Regions from separate parts of the Homo sapiens genome. Here region 2 is linked to region 1. Evidence: chromatin loops called from intact Hi-C (ENCODE). Cell type or tissue: OCI-LY7. All regions are shown on one strand. Each heading gives the region's core, and the rest is flanking DNA. Links, peaks and the distances in the headings are about the cores only. Region 1 overlaps LOC105375416 (a long non-coding RNA gene). Region 2 has its middle 36 kb from the start of ASNS.

The links. Hi-C counts contacts between places; a loop is a spot of excess contacts. Peaks named below come from ENCODE experiments on the same cell type or tissue, not always from the same donor. Only the 100,000 strongest peaks of a DNase experiment are listed, where the experiment ranks them.
Region 2: it touches region 1 in a loop (2.7-fold over the local background); 43 of 110 quality-filtered maps call a loop at or near these places.

The regions. Positions count from the first base shown.
Region 1 is chr7:97,496,336-97,501,727 of GRCh38, forward strand. All of the region lies in intron 2 of LOC105375416 (a long non-coding RNA gene), which reads right to left. Among named protein-coding and RNA genes, the nearest start is that of TAC1, 230 kb to the right of the region's middle. In OCI-LY7, for the core only: a CTCF peak has its summit at 3,084; a DNase peak (open chromatin) is centred at 3,086.
Region 2 is chr7:97,833,643-97,839,034 of GRCh38, forward strand. No RefSeq gene overlaps it. Among named protein-coding and RNA genes, the nearest start is that of ASNS, 36 kb to the right of the region's middle. In OCI-LY7, for the core only: CTCF peaks have their summits at 2,110 (motif pointing left) and 2,309; a DNase peak (open chromatin) is centred at 2,079.

The DNA of each region.
Region 1 (5,392 bases), core at 244-5,243:
CAAAATTGTAATATTCTACTCTAACTTTTCTTCTATTTATTAGCTGATATTCTGTTAAGAAGAGTATTCTTTCCTCGGCCTTCAATATTGCTACGGACATATATATATGTATATATGCACATATACACATATAGCTATATATATATCTGTATGTATATGTGTGTGTATATCCATATGGCTATAAATGCCATACATATATATATATAGCTGTATGTATATGTGTGTATATCCATATGGCTATAATGCCATATGGCTATATGGATATACACACATGTGTATACATACATATACACACATATGCATGTATATATGTATATTTACACACACATATGTAATAGTTTTTTCCCCCTGAATGTGATTTAATTGTTGTCATTACTCTGATGCTTGTCTCTAGTTTGGCCAGAGCTGGCCCCTTCAAGCCAACTGCTGTGTCCTTTTCATAATATCATGTTAGACTTTGGTTACTTTCTTGCTTCCTGGCACAAATTTTTCCAAGCTCACCTATTTTCTCTGCCTCAGACCTAGAATCATGGAAACTAAAAGGACAAAAAGTGACAATTATCTTATAGAAAGAAATTTACTACAAAAACACAAACTATTTTTGTCCTTATACTGAGTATGGTATAAAATACTTGAGGAAAGTAGGCTTAAAACTGCTTAATAAAAAATTTATATTGAGAAATAAATCTTTACATTTGTATTGAGAAATAAATCTGTACATCAGAAATAAATCTGTACATTTACAGTGAACTCATCCTTGACAAAAGTACCAAAAAACATACATTGTGGAAAAGACACTCTCTTCTATAAATAGTGCTGGGAAAACTGGATCTCTATATGCCAAAGAAAGAAACTAGACCCTATCTCTGGCCATTTACAAAAACAAAATAAAAATGGATTAAAGACTTAAACCTATGACCTGAAACTGTGAAACTACTAGAGGAGCATTGGAAAAACACTGTAGGATATTGGTCTTGGCAAAGATTTCTTGAATAAGATCTCAAAAGCATAGTCAACCAATGCAAAAATGGACAAATGAGATTAGATGAAGCTAAAAAAAAAATATGCACAGCAAAGGAAACAACAAAGTGAAGAGGCAATCTATAGAATGCAAGAAAACATTTGCAAGCTACCCATCTGGCATGAGATTAATAACAAGAATATATAAAAAGTACAAATAACTTAGGAAAAAAATAATCTGTTTTTAAAATGGGCAAAAGATCTGAATAGACATTTCTCAAAAGAAGACATACAAATGGCCAACAGGTATATGAAAAAATGCTCATCATCACTAATCAGAGAAATGCAAATTAAAACTACAATGAGATAGCATCTCACCCCAGTTAAAATGGCTTTTATGCAAAAGACAGACAATAACAAATACTGGCGAGGATGTAGAGAAAGGGGAGACCTTGTACACTATTGGTGTGAATGTAAATTAGTACAATTGCTAGGGAGAACAGTCCAAAAAACTAAAAATAGAACTACCATATGGGCTAGCAATCTCACTACTGGGTATATATCTAAAAGAAAGGAAATCAGTATATCAAAGAGATGTCTTCACTATCATGTATATTGCAGCACTATTCACAGTAGCCTAAATAAGGAATCAACCTAAATGTCTGATATGGTTTAGATGTGTCCCCACCCAAATCTCATCAACAATTGTAATCCAAATTGTAATCCACATGTGTTGAGGGAAAGACCTGGTGGGAGGTGATTGGATCATGGGGGCGGTTTTCACCATGCTGTTCTCATGAAAGTGAGTTCTCATGAGATCCCATAGTGTTATAAGAGGCAGTTTCCCCTGCTCTCTCTCACCTTCTGCCATTAAGACATACTTGATTCCCCTTTGCTTTCCACCATGATTGTAAGTTTCCTGAGGCCTCCTAGCCATGCTTCCTGTTAAGCCTGCAGAACTGTGAGTCAATTAAACCTCTTTCCTTTTTAAATTACCCAGTCTCAGGTAGTATTTTTAATAGCAGTATGAAATGGACTAATACAATGTCCATCAGTGAATTGATAAAGAAAATGTGGTACATACATACATTAATCATCCATAAAAAGAATGAAATCCTGTTATTTGCAACAACATGGATATAACTAAAAGACACTGTGTTAAGTGAAATAAGCTAGACACGGAAAGATAAATATTGCATGCTCTCACTAATATGTAAGAGCTAAAAAACAATTGAACTCATGGAGATGGAGAGCAGAATGATGGTACCAGAGGGGTACCATGAGAAGGGGAGCCGGGAGGTTGGGGTAAAGAGTAGATGGTTAATGGGTACAAAAATACAGTTAGATTTTAAAAGGAGTAAGATTTAGTGTTCTGTAGCACAGTAAGGTGACTATAGTTAATAATTTCTTATGTATTTCAAAATAACTAAAAGAGTGAAATTGGAATGTTCCTAACACAAAGAAATAAGTGTTGAGGTGACAGATACTTCAATTACCCTGATTTGATCATTATGCATTATATGCTTGTATCAAAATATCTCATGTACACCATAAATATGTGTAAATATGATATATCGAAAATAATTAAACACTTAAAAAAATTTAAAGAAATCATTGAAACACCAGAAAAATGGCTCAATAACAGATGGACAATGTGAAATTGAATGAAACTCTGGCTCCACAAAGTTTGCATAAAACTTAAAGTTTCCCTCAAATACTTATTTGAAATCAGTAGCAAACTTGAAAGTGCATCAGAATCATTGGAAGAGCTTGTTAAATAGATTGCTGAGCCCCACCTCCAGGCTTCTCATCCAGTAGGTTTGAGTTGGGGCCTGAGAATTTGCATTTCTAACAAGTTCATAGGTGTTGTTGATGCTGCTGGTCTGGGAATCTTTGAGAACTATATGTTACAGAAGTTATCCCATTTGATTCTTTTGTTTTTCCCTGATATGTCCTTTCCCTGATGTGTAGTCTGTACATCACTGAATTTCAGTCATATTATTCCTAGTACCTACATACTTGTCTGGATAATTATATATTTGTGAGCAGGGAAAACCAGATTGGGGAGGGTGGTGGATTGGGGTAAGAAGCTGGGATTTGTTCATCTGCTGGCCATCAGGGGGAGTGCTGGTCAAGTTTTCTGCTAGAATCCTCTTAGAAGTTGTTAGCTCTTTCTAGGACTCTACATTATTCTTCTCTAATAGGTCCTCACCATCCACTAAATAAATGCGGTAAAAAAGCTTCTATCTTGAAAAAGAAACCACCTCTGGCCCCACATGATTTTGTTCTTTTTTTTCTCCTTTATAGCAAAATAGCTAGAAATATTTGACTTCCTGTCTTCACTTCCGGACTTCCCTTCCCATCTCTACCTTCTCTTGCACTGGGTCACCACCACCTCCATGTCGCCAACTCTATGGCTCATTCCTGGTTATCATCTTACTTGCCCTCCCAGCAGCGTTTGATATGAGTGATTTCCACCCTCATATGTTTCTCTTCTTTGCTTGCTCTCCTCCCCTTCTAACTTCTTGTTTGCTGCATCCATCTCCTTCAGTGCTCCGAAATACCCTAGTTTCTGATATGGAATATCTACTGTTCTCCATGTATATGAACTTCCAGGTGATCTCATCTGGCTTTAAATATCATTGCCATACCACACCATGAATACAATTTGATGATGGCTTCCCCACCCCACCTACTCTCTACTCTTGGCCTAATCTGCCTGATGTGTTATTTACAATCTGATGTACCTAGCATCTCTGCAAAATGCACCTTAATTCTTGTCTAAACTTCTACAGTCTCTCTGACAACTCTTGTATTCCTTCCTCCTGACTTCTCTTTAAAACTCAATAATGAAATATCTTTTTACTTGTATCTTTTCATTTCTTTCCTTCACAAGTGACCCTGTGACTGAATACTTTATTTTTATCTTTTTTTTTTTTTTTAGATGGATGGAGTCTAAACTCACTCTGTCACCCAGGCTGGAGTGCAGTGGCGCTATCTCTGCTCACTGCAACCTCTGCCTCCCAAGTTCAAGGGATTCTCCTGCCTCAGCCTCCCAAGTGGCTAGGATTACAGAAATGCACCACCACGGCCGGCTAATTTTTGTCTTTTTAGCAGAGGTGGGGTTTCACCATGTTGGCCAGGCTGGTCTCAAACTCCTGACCTCAAGTGATCCACCCGCCTCAGACTCCCAAATTGCTGGGATCACAGGCGTGAGCCACTGTGCCCAGCCTGTGACGGAATACTTTAATTTATCCACATGCCTAAGCACATTTTCTATAATTACTCCCAGTTCTTCTCATTGCTTATTCTCTAAATCTCTTTGAGATAAACCATATATAACAAAGAACATAATTTTGTATGGAGTGAAGATAATTTTTAAATATGAAGCAAACAGCAATAAGAGAATCTCTTTAGCAATAAAAAGAATTTCTATGTGTATATACATATGCATTTGTATGTATATATAAATATATGTGTGTGTATATATACATTTGAAAGCCAGAATAGTCAATGCAGTCTTCACTTTGAAAGATTTTTATCCTAAAATTTGAGAGTCCAGGTTTGATGCTTTAAAACTCAATTCGATATGCCTCTTTTAAAAGATTCATCTTTTTACATAAAACTGGGATTATGTATATGTGCATGAAAAATGAATGAACATCAAAGTCTATTCAAAATGTTCAAAGTAAGAGCTTTTTCAGATTACACTCATAGAAGTTTCTAGGCTTTATAGTTCCATTGAGGCTCTAGATAAATTATCTTAATTGAATCTAAGTTTGTAGCATTGATCCACACACACTGGCCTGCAGTGACACTAGTGAAATTTTCTATGTGAAATCAGTCAAGAAATATTTGCCAAATATCCTTTGGTCAGTGTGCAACTGCAGCGATTAAGGGACCCATTTGTTTTTCTTCCTTATTGTAGATGCCATGGCCAATCCCTGGTCTCTGAGAAATGAGGCAGGTCATAAGGCAAAGTGGGCACCAGGTCTATGTCCTGGTGGATTTCAGGAACTGACCAGGTGAAGGCAATGGGATGAAGGAGAAAGGACACAGGGATTTGAGACAGAGATGGTCCATCTCTCTCACTTACTAGCTGGGTTATCTCAAAGATTTTATTTAACTCCCTTGAACTTCACCTGTAAAATAGGAAAATTAAGATTTCATAAGTTGTATAAAAATGGAATGTGAAATTATATAACAGCACTTTGTAAAGGGCTATATCCACATTCATATCTGCATCAAGCCATACATTCGTTCGCCTACCTTTCTAGAGTCACCTAATTTCCACCCACTTCTGTAATAGAGAGTGCACTCTTAAGTTTCATATGTGAAGTTCATATATTGTAAGTGTAAAAATATTCAAGTAATAGCTACTCTAAACTTTTCTTAAGGTGACATGTTTTCCTAGCATGTCATCTTTGTCCTG
Region 2 (5,392 bases), core at 89-5,088, 340 kb after region 1:
AATTTAGACATAGCTAGCAAAGCCTTAAAATTTTAAAAGTCATTTAATCCATCAACCCCAACTTTGGCAATTTAGACTAGGAATGTAATTGTGGTTGCAGGCAAAAAATTGGCTACAATATTGTTCACTGAATCTCTTTTTCTTATTTTGTGGGTATATAGTAGGTGTATGTATTTATGGAGTATATAAGATATTTTGATACAGGCATATGATGCATAACTAAATCAGGATAAATGGAAGTGTCCATCATCTCAAGCATGAATCCTTTCTTTCTGTTATAAACAATCCAGTTATACTCTTAGTTAATTTGAAATGTACAATAGGTTATTTTTGACTGTAGTCACCCTGTTGTGCTATTAAATACTAGATCTTATTCATTCTGACTATATGTTCATAGTCATGAATCATTATTTTTTGTAGTAAAAGAGTAGATACACGTATATTTTCAAGAATAGGAAAATTTAATGAATAAACTATGGTATATCTAGAAAATAAAATATTATGAAATTAAAATAATGCCTTTGAAAAGTATTTAGGGACATGGAAAAATGATCTTAGTATATCATTAATGGGGAAACGCAAGGCTCCACACCCATGGAGATTGGTCCCAGGATCCCAGTGGATATCAAAATTCAAGGTTGCTCAAGTCCCGGATATAAACTAGCATAGTATTTGCATCTAACCTACACGCAATCTCTCAGATACATCAGATCTTCTCTAAATTACTCATAATACCTAATACATTGCAATCGCTATGTAAGTAGTTGTTATACTACATTGGTTTTTATTTGTATTACTTTCTATTGTACTGTAAAAATTTTTTCCAAACATTTTTGATCTGTGGTTGGTTGAACTCATGAATGCAGAATGGCAGACACAGAGGGCCCACTGTTTGTAAAATATGACCTTTTTATAAAACTTATATATGCATGTGTTTATATAATCAGAGAGAGGGGGCTATATTTGTCTTGTAGAGAAAATCTTGTTCTTCTTTGCAAACTCAAAACCTGGCATGGTGCCTGGAACAGAGTATGTACTAAGAGTATACCAAGTCAATCACATGTATAAATAAATTGGTAATAAAGGACATTCCCTAAAATGCTATTGGTTATTGAGGCTGAGATTAATTATGTTTTTCTTTCTTCTCTTTGTTTATATTTATTTCGGGGGTTTTATACAATGAGCATGGATTACTTCTGTGATTTCAAAAAAAAGTGTAAGTCCTATGGAAAGCTTTAATTTGGTTGGAAGGAAATTTGTGGATCTTAACGGGAAGGATTTCAGTCATGCTACAGCAAGTGTGCCTCTATTGGTCATGACCAACACTTTCTTAGCCATAATTTGAGCTAATTTAAAAGCCTACTCACCTGCTGGGGTTTTTCTCCCATAGAGAAGTGATTCCAGGCCACCTGTGGTGGCTCATGCCTGTAATCCCAGCATTTTGGGAGGCCAAAGCAGGAGGATAGCTTGAGCCCAGGGGTTCAAGACAAGCCTGGGGAACATAGGGGAACCCTGTCTCTATAAAAAAAAAAAAAAAAATAAGATAATTAGCCAGGCACGGTGGTGCATGTCTGTGGTCCCAGCTACTCAGGAGGCTGAGGTGGGAGAATCGCTGGAGCCCTGGATGGAGGTCGAGGCTGCAGTGAGCCGTGATCACACCACTGCACTCCAGCCTGGATGACAGAGGGAGGTACTGTCTCAAAAACAAACAAAAAAGAAGAAAATTGAGTCCCCCATAGACTTCAGAAGTAAGATAAGACAATAAACTTCTGAATCATCCCACCTTACACACGAAGCAGGGACAGAGTAACTGGGAAGAAGAGCCCCTGGGGACACCTTGGAGAACAAGATTCTAGTGCCAATTGACAAGTGACTCAGATGGTGAAAGCATTATAGACAACGACATTAGGCTCTGATTTTCTCTTTCATTTTCGCGTTTGCTTTAATTCTTATTTGAAGCAATGTGTGTATCTTACTTCAACTAACGACAATGTTTTAATTTGAGGGGCAGTTTAGTCGCTTTAAGACTAACATTTCTGGCTCCATCACATCCCTTGTGTAGAAGGCAGTGGCCTACTACAACAAATAAGCAAGAGTGCCACCTCGTGGCAGCTCACTTAATATACACATGGTTCCTGAGCGCTGGAAGAAATTTAAGAAAAAGTTGAAAAGAGGTAATAATATTGCAGAGATTGGCCTAACATGCCTCAACAGCTTCAGTGCCCTGAATTGCAAAGGTTTCCTTCTACCTAGGATTTTAGCTTTCAGAAATGTGACAGTTTTGGTCAGCATAGAAAAAATATCAACCTGAATTGCCGTTATCTCTACCGTAAATTACTAAACACGAGGCTCTTCTGGAGATGAACTACTGATCTCTGATAACATCGTTTATAACATAACCAAAATTATCTGACTTTGGGGAGCTATTGTCCTCTCCTCATCACTTATTCTGTTATTTAATGAACATTTATTGAACACCTTTATTTTCCAGGAACTGCACTAGACTTTGGGAACATAAACATGAGAAAGATACATTCTCCAGCTGGTGAAAAGCTCATACACTCTGTTAAGTAAAATTTCTAGAAGGCCATTGGTTTGAACTAAGCTCCCTGCACTAGGCCCCAACAGATCAAACCAAAATGGAGTAACCCATGCTAAAGTTCCATATCACCAAATTGAAACTAAGTTGTTAATCTGACCTTCTGAGAAATTAAAAGAGAAAAAGAAATAATAGCCAAACCCCAAACAGGCCAGTTTTAGCCAATATGATCAGAAAGTCCCCTCTGCTTTAACCCTTACAAGGAAGGTAACCTGCTGTTAACCAATCTGCTTTTTGTATTATGCTGTTTCCTTGTTCCTGCTCAAGCTTTTAAAAACTGACTCTTCCATCACGCCCAACAGAGCACCACTCTGTTTCTTAGATGAGATGCTACCTGACTCATGAATCACAAATAAAAGCCAATTTGATCATTTAACTAAACTTGTTGCAATTTTGTCTCTTGACATTTATCATGAGATACTATGCTGAATCATCTATTGTCAACTGCGCATCACCATCATCCCTTTTAAGGTCTTCTCCCACAATCCATTTACCTAGGACACGGAGTTTCCCATAGAAGTCACTCAAGATGTGGAAGACAGAAGAAATAGAGAAGTTTTATTCTCTAGAGGCAACTGCATCCTGACTGAAGAAAATGAGAGGCTCAGAGTGGCTCCCTGGTGAGCTCTTGAGAACCCATCTGTGTTGCTGCTGCACCGTGAGACGCTGGGGGACCTCTTAGAGATTCCTAAGACTTGCAGCAGCTTGCTGTTAAGTTCCTGAGAACCCGCTGCCCTGTTGCCTCAGGATAAGATCTCCAGTGTCCGCTTCCTTCCCGCTGGCTTGCCTGGTCTTCACTACTCCCCAGCCTTTCCAATAGTCAAGCAAGCCCCTAATTCCTAATAACAAACCCTTTCTGCCCCCAAAACACGGAGTGCCTTCTGTTTTCCTGACCAATCCTGACTGACTCAGACACGTAGCTAGATAATTCATATAGCTAGATAATTCTACAACATTGCTATAGTGTCATGAAAATCAGACTACATCAGATTTTATGAGAGCTGAGTGGCAGGAAAGTATCCCAGCTGTAGATGATTGAAGGAGGCTTCCCAGAGAAACCGGCATCTAAGGTAAGTCTCACAGATTAACAGAAATTATCTAGGTGCAAAGAAAGATTCAGAAACTAAGGTATTTAGAAAATAAGTTAGGTTTTAGAAGGGCTGGATAACCAAAAATAAAACTGTATTTAAAGGGGAAAACACACAAGACTAAAAAAGTTGCCAGACTTACAATTAGCATGTTGATGAAGAATAAAACAACAGTTTTCTTGCATGATTACCATTCCTGTAAAGCTCATTACACATTTGTAGAAATCAGTCTGGCAAAATGCAGTAATGCTGTTGGTGCTTCTTCCACCCCAAACCCTTACCAGATAGGTACACCAAGTTCGCCAGCTGCTGTGAATGATAGCCACTAATGGCTCACAACTGCAGCCTTCTCTGAAGAATTGCTATTCACCTGGAAGTTTCCGGAAGACTCTGACTTCCTCCAAAGGCATTCACAGGTGAGGGCTGACATACAGGCCTGCAAAACCTGGCCCCCTCATCCTAAGGTGATGCCAACTTTGGTATGCCATTCAAACTCGGTGGGAGCAGGCTAAGGCTGAACTACAGCAGAAACTTCATCTTTGCTTAACTTTTCCTCTGTCCTATTTTCTGCTTTCCTCACTTCTTTTTTTATTCTTTTGGTCTTTTGGTTTTTTTGAGACGGAGTCTCCCTCTGTCGCCCAGGCTGAAGTGCAGTGGCGCAGTCTCGGCTCACTGCAACCTCTGCCTCCCAGGTTCAAGTGATTCTTATGCCTCAGCCTCTCCAAGTAGCTGGGAATTACAGGCATGCACCACCACACCCGGCAAATTTTTTTGTATTTTTATTAGAGACGGGGTTTTGCCATGTTGGCCAGACTGGTCTCAAACTCCTGACCTCAGGTGATCTGCCCGCCTCGGCCTCCCAAAGTGCTGGGATTACAGGCATGAGCCACCGCAACCGGCCTGCTTTCCTCACTTCTTGATGTGTGGCAGAAACTGCAGACAGTCTGGAATTGCCTGAGCATGCAAACAAAGCATGGTGAGTTATGAGCTGGAGAGATAGGCATTTAGCCTAATAATGTAAGGACTTCTTGTAAGCTGTATGAAGGGAGTGTGAACTTTATCTATGAGTACTATGATCTTCCAACATTTGTCCACACCATCAGTAAAAAATTTAGAGCATGATATATATTTAATTATTAATGTACTGACATGCCATACATTTTGTAAATGATGTACAAAAATAGAAATTTTAAAGGAAAAAATGAAAAATAGAAGTTCAGCTTCCCCTGTATTTCAACAGATTACCTTGCACCCTGCCTTAGGTGACATGCACCACTGTGGGGACCATAGGGGCAGAGAGGAAGGTTGGTCAGCTCTTTATTCCAGACCTATGATCCCATTAGGCTTCTTGTCTTTAAACCAATAGTATGGATCTGCATTTTTTTTGCTGGGATGGGTCTCTAATGCCTGCTCTTGTGGAGAGACAGAGTAGAGATTTCAGGTAATCTATTTCCTCTGTTGATGGGCATCTTGCCTAAGAAACACACACACACACACACACACACACACACACACAGACACACACACTTCAAGCAGTTCTTTACCAGGGTTTTTAGGGAAAAAACCTAAATAATACAGATGTAAGAGATGGGATTGAATATCAGGTGCCCCCTGCACCCAGTAATAAATCAGTCTCTCCCTCACTGGCTTTTTCATTCTCTATACCTTAAGAAGGCATTGATCTCACTACACCTTCTGGGTGGGA